2 separate regions of the Homo sapiens genome follow, and region 2 is linked to region 1. A link is an interaction called in ENCODE POLR2A ChIA-PET data of the cell type or tissue named here. Cell type or tissue: GM12878. All regions are shown on one strand. Links, peaks and the distances in the headings refer to the core of each region. The heading gives the core; the rest is flanking DNA.

The links. ChIA-PET counts read pairs that join two places held together with the same protein. Peaks named below come from ENCODE experiments on the same cell type or tissue, not always from the same donor. Only the 100,000 strongest peaks of a DNase experiment are listed, where the experiment ranks them.
Region 2: POLR2A ChIA-PET joins it to region 1 with 5 read pairs; 3 of 35 experiments call an interaction of 5 or more read pairs at or near these places.

The regions. Positions count from the first base shown.
Region 1 is chr1:151,500,826-151,506,202 of GRCh38, reverse strand. No RefSeq gene overlaps it. Among named protein-coding and RNA genes, the nearest start is that of CGN, 7.9 kb to the left of the region's middle. RefSeq lists an enhancer at 1,812-2,312. In GM12878, for the core only: no CTCF peak of the experiment used is centred there; no DNase peak of the experiment used is centred there; H3K27me3 peaks cover 171 bases.
Region 2 is chr1:151,274,682-151,280,058 of GRCh38, reverse strand. It overlaps ZNF687-AS1 (ZNF687 antisense RNA 1), which reads left to right. Exons shown (of 2, transcript NR_135595.1): 2 at 1-35. Among named protein-coding and RNA genes, the nearest start is that of ZNF687-AS1, 4.6 kb to the left of the region's middle. In GM12878, for the core only: no CTCF peak of the experiment used is centred there; a DNase peak (open chromatin) is centred at 2,578; H3K27ac peaks cover 692 bases.

The DNA.
Region 1 (5,377 bases), core at 167-5,166:
ATTATCTACAAGCCTAAGGAAGAATATGATAAATGCCAAATCAATGGCACAAATGAAGTGTTACTGGAAAGCTTCCCTTTCAACTAGAATAGAGTGATTTATAATCTGGGCCTTGAAAAAACAGGCAGGGGAAAGGAAGGAAGAAAGACAGCAAGAAAACGTGCAAAGGCCCTAGGGGCAGAAAAGCATCATGTCAGTTTAGCGAACTGGAAGGTTAGCCTGTAGAGCAAAGGGACAGAGAATAGTGGTAAATAAGATGATAGGTAAATTCTGGGGTAGATTGTATAAAGCCTAGAATATCAGAATAAGAAATGTGGGCTTTCGGCTGGGCTCGGTGGCTCACACCTGTAATCCTAGCACTTTGGGAAGCTGAGGCAGGTGGATCACCTGAGATCAGGAGTTCAAGACCAGTCTGGCCAACATGGTGAAACTCTGTCTCTACAAAAATACAAAAAAATTAGCCAGGCATGATGGCGGGTGCCTGTAATCCCAGCTACTCAGGAGGCTGAAGCAGGAGAATCGCTTGAACCCGGGAGGCAGAGGTTGCTGTGAGCTGACATCGCTCCATTGCACCATTGCACTCCAGCCTGGGTGACAAAGAGAAAAGAAAAGAAATGTGGGCTTTCACAGTATTCTAGCCTGAGCAACAGAGCTACACTATGTTTCTTTAAGAAAAAAAAAAAAGAAAGAAGTAAAAAGAAATGTGGGCTTTATTGGTAGGTAATGGAGAGCTATTAAATGTTCTTGAGCAGGAAAGAGGCAGTACTTCAGAAAGTCTCTATGATAAATGCAATGGTAAGGCTTGATTGAGGTAAACCCTAAAAACCACAGTGGTGGCCGGGCGCAGTGGTTCACATCTGTAACCCCAGCCCTTTGGGAGGCTGAGGCAGGCAGATTACCTGAGGTCAGGAGTTCAACAACATGGTGGCCTGGCCAACATGGTGAAACCCCGTCTCTACTAAAAATACAAAAAATAGCTGGGCATGGTGGTGGGCGCCTGTAATCCCAGCTACTCGGGAGGCTGAGGCAGGAGAATCGTTTGAACCCAGGAGGCGGAGGTTGCAGTGAGCCAAGGTCGTGCCATTGCACTCCAGCCTGGGCAACAGGGCAAGACTCTGTCTCAAAAAAAAAAAAAAAAACCACAGTGGTGGCAAAAGGAGGGAAAAGCAAGGACCACTCACCCTGATGCTCTTTTAGCGTATTACTCATCATTTCTCTCTTGAGCTTTGTTTACAAATACTTTGCTCTTCAACAGCAATAATAATATGTAATTATACTAACACTTGGGGCTTTTCCTGGCTAAGTACAATTTCTATTCTGGTTAGGGAAGATAAGAAATGGTCACTGCATATACTCACTTTATATACATGTCCAATCTTTGAGTACAGGACTTCCAAGAGTCCCCAAAAGATATTTCATTCTTTGTGACCCATGTCGTCCACTCTTTTCTCAGTTTGACTAGGGAGGCAGAGCTACAGAGATTTCATGAATGGACATCACTGAGGTAGCGTACCAAGTCAGGAGTCAAGATATCTGTATTCTAATTTTACTTCTGGGAAAGCTGTACTCCTAGCCAAGTCTTCAAAATATTTGGGGCTCTGTTTTCTCTGAGAATTATGAAGATGATCCCAGATTTCATAACTGTATTGTTTCCTTTGGGTTTCTTGAAGAGGAAAAAGTCATGTTCTGCCTCCCACCTCTTCCTTTTGTTATCAGCTAGGAACGTGAGTAAGTGTAGCCAAATCTAGTACATAAAGGATAATTGTTTGGGACAAAGCATTCCAAGCAACTTTTTTCAGTTTAATCAGAGTCACTCCCCGACAAGGGAAAGACTCATTTCCAAGTTCCTTGTATCTCACCACACCCTGTAGCCCCTATTGTCCTAGCTGCGCATCTCTAACTCTCTGAGCAGCTAAATTCCAGTAAGTTCAAAGTCTCTAGTATATATTCATTTTTTTGTTTGTTTTTTAAATAGTAGAAATGGGGTTTCCCTATGTTGGCCAGGCTGCTCCTGAACTCCTGGGATCAAGCAATCCACCCACCTTGGCCTCCCAAGATGCTGGAATTACAGGCGTGAGCCATAGCACCTGGCCTTCAGTCTACATTCAAAATAAGAATATCATTTAAAAGGAAAAAAAAAAAAAGAGCAAGACAGGCCATATATTTCCAATTCCCAGGCCAGGCATGGTGGCTCAAGCCTGTAATCCTAGCACTTTGGGAGGCTGAGGCAGGTGGATCACCTGAAGTCAGGAGTTCGAGACCAGCCTGGCCAACATGGTGAAATCTCGTCTCTACTAAAAATAAAGAAAAAAAATTAGCTGGGCATGGTGGCATGTGCCTGTAATCCCAGCTACTTGGGAGGCTGAGGCACGAGAATCGCTTGAATCCGGGAGGCAGAGGTTGCTGTGAGCCGAGATCGCACCACTGCACTCCAGCCTGGTCAACAGAGCAAGACACCATCTCAAAAAACAACAACAAAAAAAGAAATTAAAAGGAACAGATTCCTTCGTGTAATTCTTTTTCTGGGTTGTTAAAACGCCATTCTGAGGAGAGAGCCAGTTTTCCTCCACACACCCAAACAACAGCTGATTCTACTTCCCATCTCGCTTTCCTCCTCTCATCAATGAAGGGGACAGAAGCTTGGCAGCTCAAACCTATACACACATCCCGCAAGCCCTGAGACTCCTCCAGTTCTCTCACAGTCCACTGTGGCAAAGAGTTTTAGCAGAATCCCATTAATTGCTGATTTGCTCAGGTTTTTTATCTGAATCTTTTTCAAAGTATAAGTCTCATAATACAGAGGCAAAATGACATATGGAAATAGCACTGAACTCCAAGACAAAAATACCTGATGTGGCAGCCATGACATCCCTTAGAAAGAATCTGCCATTCAACTGCCAGAAAGCAATTCACTGTCAGCCCACAGCTGCATCACCTTTGGGATCCACTACCATGTCAGAGCTAAGGCCACACTCTTCCTGAACAGCCCCAAGCCAATGACTGACAGTGTGGTTACTGGGACCTGGCCGTTTCTGCCCACTGTTGATTTCTCTATGTGATAACCTTTGCCCTGGTGCTTTCCACTGGGTAGACTGCCACTTGGAAGGATCTGCACCACAGCTTGAGGTTTTTCTTGCCCGATTTTGCTTCTGCCTTCCTTTACTTTATCAGGATAGGGAAGCCTATCCAAAGTCTTTCTCTGCCCATTCCTGCCTCCTTCTTTATCTTTCACAGGTGTTGCCAGCCAGTAAGCCTCTTGCACTCCTAACTTTGTCTCAGTATCTGCTCCCCAGACCACCTGAACTGACTCAGGTGACCACTCCAGAAGTGGTCTGAAAAAGCGAGCAGTAAGATAGGTTTAGGGAACTGCAGTACTCACTGCCTGGCTGGCAACAAGAACCCCTCCTGGATGTTGTGGGGTACAGGTAGTCTCTGGAACAAGATGGTAGCCAAGTTGCTAAATTTTCACTGATGTGAAATGAGAGAATGCTCCTGTGGTGGAACAGTTCAGGCATAGGGGGTAGGCGGAGGGACAGCAGTGAGTATAGGGACAATGGAATTGGCTGGCTGTTATTAAGTTGCACTGGGCCCTGCCAGGAGAAAATGAAAAGCTGAGAGTAGTTAACAAACGTTGGAAATTAACTGTGAAGGTCAGAGGGCCTTTCTGATGGCTTACAAAGAGGCCCTTATCTATAGCAGTGAGAGAGCAAAAAAATCTGAAGACCAAACTCGAGGACTTCAATAGAGCTCCCAGAGGCAGATCTGCAATCAAGGTCAGGACTCTGCTTGGGAAAACCTGGGACCCTAATACGTGGAATAGAAATATCTGGGCAGGTCCCCCCAAAGATTCTGGCTTTCTGCACTCCTCTGAACCCTCAGAGCCTTAAGACACTGCAGAGGCCTCTCCCCTCCCATGATCTCCTGACTGTGAAGATCTTAATCTTAAACTCTCATGGGTTAAATTACAGCATAGTCTGGTAGCTAAGGACATACTAGGCCTAATAAGGAAAGAAAGGGACTATAACCCAAAGTATCCTGCAAGAACTGGCCAACGTTTAGTGGTAAGAGTAGGGAAGTACCCATGGGATTGGATTTTGACAGTGCTTAATCAAGGGGATGAAATATAAAAGTGGATTAAGGGCAAGTTTTTTAACTTGGGGACCACTTTCTTGGGATAGAATATAACTTCCTGGCCGGGCACCGTGGCTCACACCTGTAATCCTAGCACTTTGGGAGGCCGAGGTGGGCGGACCACCTGAGGTCGGGAGTTCGAGACCAGCCTGACTCACATGGAGAAACCCCGTCTCTACTAAAAGTACAAAATTAGCCAGGTGTGGTGGCGCATGCCTGTAATCCCAGCTACTCAGGAGGCTGAGGCAGGAGAATTGCTTGAACCCGGGAGGCGGAGGTTGCGGTGAGCCAAGATCGTGCCATTGCAGTCCAACCTGAGCAACGAGAATGAAACTCCGTCTCAAAAAAAATAAAAATAAAAAGGAATTTAACTTCCTGGTAAGGACCTGCCCCTAGTGGCTCCTAGGAGCATGGAGGAAATGATAATGGTTGCTGAGTGAAGGTCAAATGTCTGTATTGCCAGAGCAACTGGGGGAAGAAAAGATTAAATGGCTCAGCAAAACGGGCATGATAGAGTGAATTCTAAGAATGCTCCATAGAAGGCCCGGAGGAATCCCTTTTTTTTTGAGATGGAGTCTCGCTCTGTCACCCAGGTTGGAGTGCAGTGGTGCAATCTCAGCTCACTGTAACCTCTGCCTCCCGCGTTCAAGTGATTCTCCTGCTTCACCCTCCCCAGTAGCTGGGATTACATACGCCACCACGCCCGGCTAATTTTTGTATTATTATTATTATTATTTTTGAGATGGAGTCTCGCTCTGTCACCCAGGCTGGAGTGTAGTGGCGCCATCTTGGCTCACTGCAACCTCCGCCTCCCAGGTTCAAGCAATTCTCCTGTCTCAGCCTCCCGAGTAGCTAGGACTACAGGCGCATGCCACCACGCCCGGCTAATTTTTTTTTTTTTGTATTTTTAGTAGAGACAGGGTTTCACTGTGTTAGCCAGGATGGTCTCGATCTCCTGACCTCATGATCCACCTGTCTCAGCCTCCCAAAGTGCTGGGATTACAGGCATGAGCCACCGCGCCCGGCCTAATTTTGTATTTTTAGTAGAGACAGGGTTTCACCATGTTTGCCAGGCTGGACTCAAACTCCTGACCTCAGGTGATCTGCCTGCCTTGGCCTTCAAAGTGCTGGGATTACAGGTGTGAGCCACTGCACCAGCCAGGAATCCCATTTACCAAGGCCATCAAAAATGTGCTGGTGAAAGTGCCAGCATCACACAGAAGCTTAGTTGTGGCTTTCTTCTACA
Region 2 (5,377 bases), core at 92-5,091, 230 kb after region 1:
ATTTTTGTGAGAATTAAATGAGTTTAGAATGTAAACACGCTTTGTAAAGTAATTGGCAGTTGGGATTAGTGTGCCCTTTCTCCCGGAGCCTTGCATCCTGTGCATTTGCTCAGGTGCTGTTCCTTCTCTGAGCAACTAATTAAAGGTCCCTAACCCGATGTAACCAACCGGCATTCCATTTCCACCTCCTCTTCTGGTCTCCCTATGCGGAATAACAATTACTACTCATATACACATAATATTTTGGGGGGCTCACGCCTGTAATCCCAGCACTTTGAGAAGTCTAGGTGGGTAGCTCACTTGAGCCCTGGAGTTCGAGACTAGCCTGTGCAACACAGCAGGACTCTGCCTCTACAGAATATTTGGAAAAAAAAATTAGCCAGGGGTGTTGGCAGGCACCTGTGATCCCAGCTACTGGGGAGGCTGGGATGGAAGGATCGCTTGAGTCCAGGAAGTCAAAACTACAGTGAGCCGGGATCGCACCACTGCACTCCAACCTGGGAGACAGAGCGAGACTCTGTCTCAAAAAAAAAAAAAAAAAAAACACACACACACAGAAAAACTTTATTTATTTTATTAATAAACATATTATTAATAACTCACGTAGTCCTTACCACAACCATGGAAGGAGGTACTATTTCAGGTACTGGAGATGTAGCAATGAACAAAGCAGACAAGAAGCCCTGTCATGAAACACACATTCCTAAAGAGAAGACAAACAATAAATATTAGAAATGGTAGCTGCCAAGGAATAAAATAGAGTTATCAAGCCATGCAAAGACAGAGGAATCTTCGATGCATATGACTAAGTGAAAGAAGCCAATCTGAAAAGGTTGCATGCTGTATGATTCCAGCTATGTGACATTCTAGAAAAGGCAAAACTATAGAGAGTAAAAAGATCAGTGGTTGGTTGCTGAGGGTTCAGGTGGAGGGAGAGAGATGAATAAATAAATGGAGCACAGGGGACTCTTACAACACTGAAACTATTCTATGTGATACTGTAATAGTGGATACATGTGTCAACAGCCATGGAATGTACAACACAAAGAGTGAACCCTGTGAGCATGGTGGCTCACACATGTAATCCCTGAACTTTGGGAGGCCAAAGCGGGAGGATCAACAAAAAATTTGAAAAATTAGCCGCGTACAGTGGCGCACACCTGTAGTCCCAACTACTCAAGTGGCTGAAGCAGGAGAGTCCCTTGAGCCCAGAAGTTTGAGGCTGCAGTGAGCTACGATCCTGCTGCCGCACTCCAGCCTGGGCAACAAAGTGAGACCCTGTCTCTTAATAATAATGTTTCCATATTGGTTCATCAATTGTAACAAATGTACCACACTAATGCGAGATATTAATAAATAATAGAGTAACCTGAGCAACATGGAGAGACCCCATCTCTACAAAAAAACTTTTTTTTAAGTAGCGTGGCATGGTGGTGCACACCTGTGGTCCCAGCTACTTGGGAGGCTGAGGAGGGAGAATCACCTGAGCCCTGGAGGTCAAGGTTGCAGTGAGCTGTAATCACACCACTACACCCCAGCCTGGGCAAAAGACCAAGACCTTGTCTCAAAATAATAATAATAATAGGGGAAACTGGAGAGAGAGGATGTGTGGGAACTCGCATTTTGTGCTCAATTTTTCTGTAAACCTAAAAATGCTGTAAAAAATAAAGTGTATTAATTTAAAAACAAAAACAATTTAAAAAAAAAAACAAAGCAGGCGGCTGGGCGCAGTGGCTCATGCCTGTAATCCCAGCACTTTGGGAGGCCGAGGCGGGTGGACCATGAGGTCAGGAGATCAAGACCATTCTGGCTAACATGGTGAAACCCTGTCTCTACTAAAAATACAAAAAATTAGCTGGTCATGGTGGCACACGCCTATAGTCCCAGCTACTTGGGAGGCTGAGGCAGGAGAATCGCTTGAACCCGGGAGGCAGAAGTTGCATTGAGCCGAGATCGCACCACCACACTCCAGCCTGGGTGACAGAGCAAGACTCTGTCTCAAAAAAACAAAAACAAAAGCAAGGAAAGATGACAGTAAGTGTGGGAGGGTTGCAATTTTAGGTAGGGTGGACAGTAAAGGCCTTTTCGAGAAGATGGTGGTTAAGTAAAGGTCTGAAAGAGATGAGGGAGTGAGCCATGCAGCTATCTGGGACAAGAACATTCCAGGAGGAAAGAACAAGTACAAGGTCCTCAGGAGGGGAGTGTGTTCCAGAGGGGGTGGGAGGAGTGAATTGGGTCATGGGATGCTTTGGAAGCTATGGGAAGGTCTTTGGCATTTTCTCACGGTGGGTTAGAAAGCCATCAAAAGGAGACAGATGACATGGTGGCCTGACTTAAACGTTTTAAAAGGGTTGAAAGTGGGGTGTGGAAGAAAGAAAAAGACTCCAAAGCATGGAGGCTGAGGAAGTAGAAGCATGATGTTGCCCCATTTCTTGAGCTGAGAAGACTACAGGAGATGCAGGTTTTAGGGGTTAGGTCGGTAGCTCAGTTTTAGTCATGTTGAGGTATTACACATCCAAGTGGAGATACAAATGTAGGTGTCATCAGCTTATAGATAGTATTTAAAACCCAGGTCAGAATGGATGAGATCACCAAGGGAGGATTGAGGCATGGGAAACTCCGAAGTTAAAAGGTCAAGGAGATGAGAAGAACAGCAAAGAGGAAGGAAGGAACCAGGAGAGTGTTGTAACCTTCAAGCTAAATTTAAAAAGTATCTCAAGAAAGAGGAAGAGAGAATGATAGTCAGATGCCACTAAAATATCAAATAGGATGAAACCTGAGAATTGACCAATGGATTAAGGCAAAATGGAGGTCACTGGTGATCATGATGAGGAGAGAGTTGATGGACTGGTGGGGACAAAAGCCTTCATGGAATGGGTTTACAAGAATGGAGGAGGAAAAAAGAAAAGTCACTATAAAACTCTTTCAAAGGAAGGAAGGAGAAAAAAGATGGTAACTAGAGGAAAAAGAGTGACCAAGAGGACTATTTCTTTTAATGGTTACATTTTTTTCTCATCAGGTTCTACTGACCCAAGGAAAGGACTGTTTGAAGATGAAGAAGTTGTATGTCAGTACACGGGTGGGGAGGATCCTGTAGACAGGAAAAACCGAAGTTGTAGCAGAGCGATAGGGAAAGTTTCTGGAGTCATGTTCTTCAGAAGGTGAGCGAGAGGGTCAAGTTCACAAACAGAGGAATTGCCTTACACAGGGGCAGGGACAGTTCCCGAATAATAATTGGGAGAGAAGGCAGAGTGAGCGGGCATGGGTCGAGGGAGCTGGGGAGCTGTGGGATATCTCTTTGTTGCTTCTGTTGTCCAGTGGTATAAGAAACAAGAACATGTGTTGTCAAACTCTTCGTGGGAATAAAAAATCAAGATCACTCTCTAAGAGTGAGGATGAAGAAGAAACTAGGAATTTGAGGAGCAAAAAGATAGGAAATAGGCATTCAGGAGAGAGGAATGGACTAGGAGGGGAGATCAAGAGACTGAGAGGCCAGTGGCCTGGAAGATTCATTTACCTGGATATTTAAATCAGCAGGAATGGGCCGGGTGCAGTGGCTCACTCCTGTAATCCCAGCATTTTGGGAGGCCAAGGCTGGTGGATCACCTGAGATCAGGAGTTCAAGACCAGCCTGACCAACATGGAGAAATTCTGTCTCTACTAAAAATACCAAAATTAGCCAGGCTTAGTGGTGCATGCCTGTAATCCCAGCTACTCGGGAGGCTGAGGTAGGAGAATCGCTTGAACCCGGGAGGCAGAGGTTGTGGTGAGCCAAGATTGTGCCATTGCACTGCAGCCTGGGCAACAAGAGTGACACTCCGATTCAAAAAAAAAAAAAAAAAAGAAAAAATTCTTGAACTTCACATAGAGAGTAGGATTCTATTTATGTATATATATACTATAAATATATAGTATGATTCCATTTATATAAAGTTCAAGCTGGGCGTGGTGGCTCACACCTGTAATCCCAGCACTTTGGGAGGCTGAGACAGGTGGATCACGAGGTCAGAAGTTCAAGACCAGCCTGGCCAAGATCCTGAAACAAAACAAAAATTAGCCAGGCGTGGTGGCACGCACCTGTAATCTCAGCTACTTGGGAGGCTGAGGCAGGAGAATCGCTTGAATCCAGGTGGCAGAAGTTGCAGTGAGCCGAGATCATGCCACTGCACTCCAGCCTGGGCGACAGAGCAAGACTCTGTCTCAAAAAAATAAAATAAAATAAAAATAAATAATAAATAAAGTTCAAGAGCAGGCAAAGTAAATCAATGGTGATAGTAGCAGAATTGTGGTAACCATTGCCTAGGAAAGAGTAAGAGGAATGTGTGTGTGTGCATATATATATATATATATATATATATATAGATAGATAGATAGATAGATATATGCACACACACTCACACACACTTTTTTTTTTTTTTTCTAAACAAGGTCTTGCTCTGTCACCCAGGCTGGAGTACAGTGGTGCAATCACGGCTCACTGCAGCCTCAACTTCCTGGGCTCAAGCGATCCACCCACCTCAGCCTCCCAAGTAGCTGGGGCTACAGATGTGAGCCACTGCGCCTGGCTAGTAGGAGGAATCTTTGGAGATGCACACACAGACACACATACCCCCAGATTAATGGCGCGGCACCTTCTGTTAATAGCACCCACCACCTCTCCTTGTTGCAGCCATCTTCTGCCTCACCCCACTCTGTCCTATACTACTCCTATCCTCATTCTTGATTATTATTATAATTTTTTTTTGAGACTGAGTCTCGCTCTGTCACCCAGGCTGGAGTGCAATGGCACAGTCTCAGCTCACTGCAACCTCCACCTCTCAGGTTCAAGCGATTCTCCTGCCTCAGCCTCCCGAGTAGCTGGGATTACAGGTGCCCACTACCACACCCGGCTAATTTTTTATGTGTGTTTTTAGTAGAGACGGAGTTTACCATACTGGCCAGGCTGGTCTCGAACTCCTGACCTCGTGATCTGCCTACCTCGGCCACCCAAAGTGCCGGGATTACAGGCGTGAGCCACCATGCCTGGCTTTTTTTTTTTGAGAGAGGGTCTCACTCTGCTACCCAGGCTGGAGCGCAGTGGTACAATCTCGGCTTACTGCAGCCTTGAGCTCCTGGGCTCATGTGATCCTCCCACTTCAGCCTCCCGAATAGCTGGGACTACAGGCATGCACCACCACGCCCAGCTAATTTTTTTATTATTGGTAGAGATGAGCCACCACATCTACCCTATTTTTATATTTATTTATTTATTTATTTATTTAGCGATGGAGTTTCACTCTTGTTGCCCACGTTGGAGTGCAATGGTGTGATCTCAGCTCAGTGCAACCTCCGCTTCCCAGGTTCAAGCAATTCTCCTGCCTCAGCCTCCCCAGTAGCT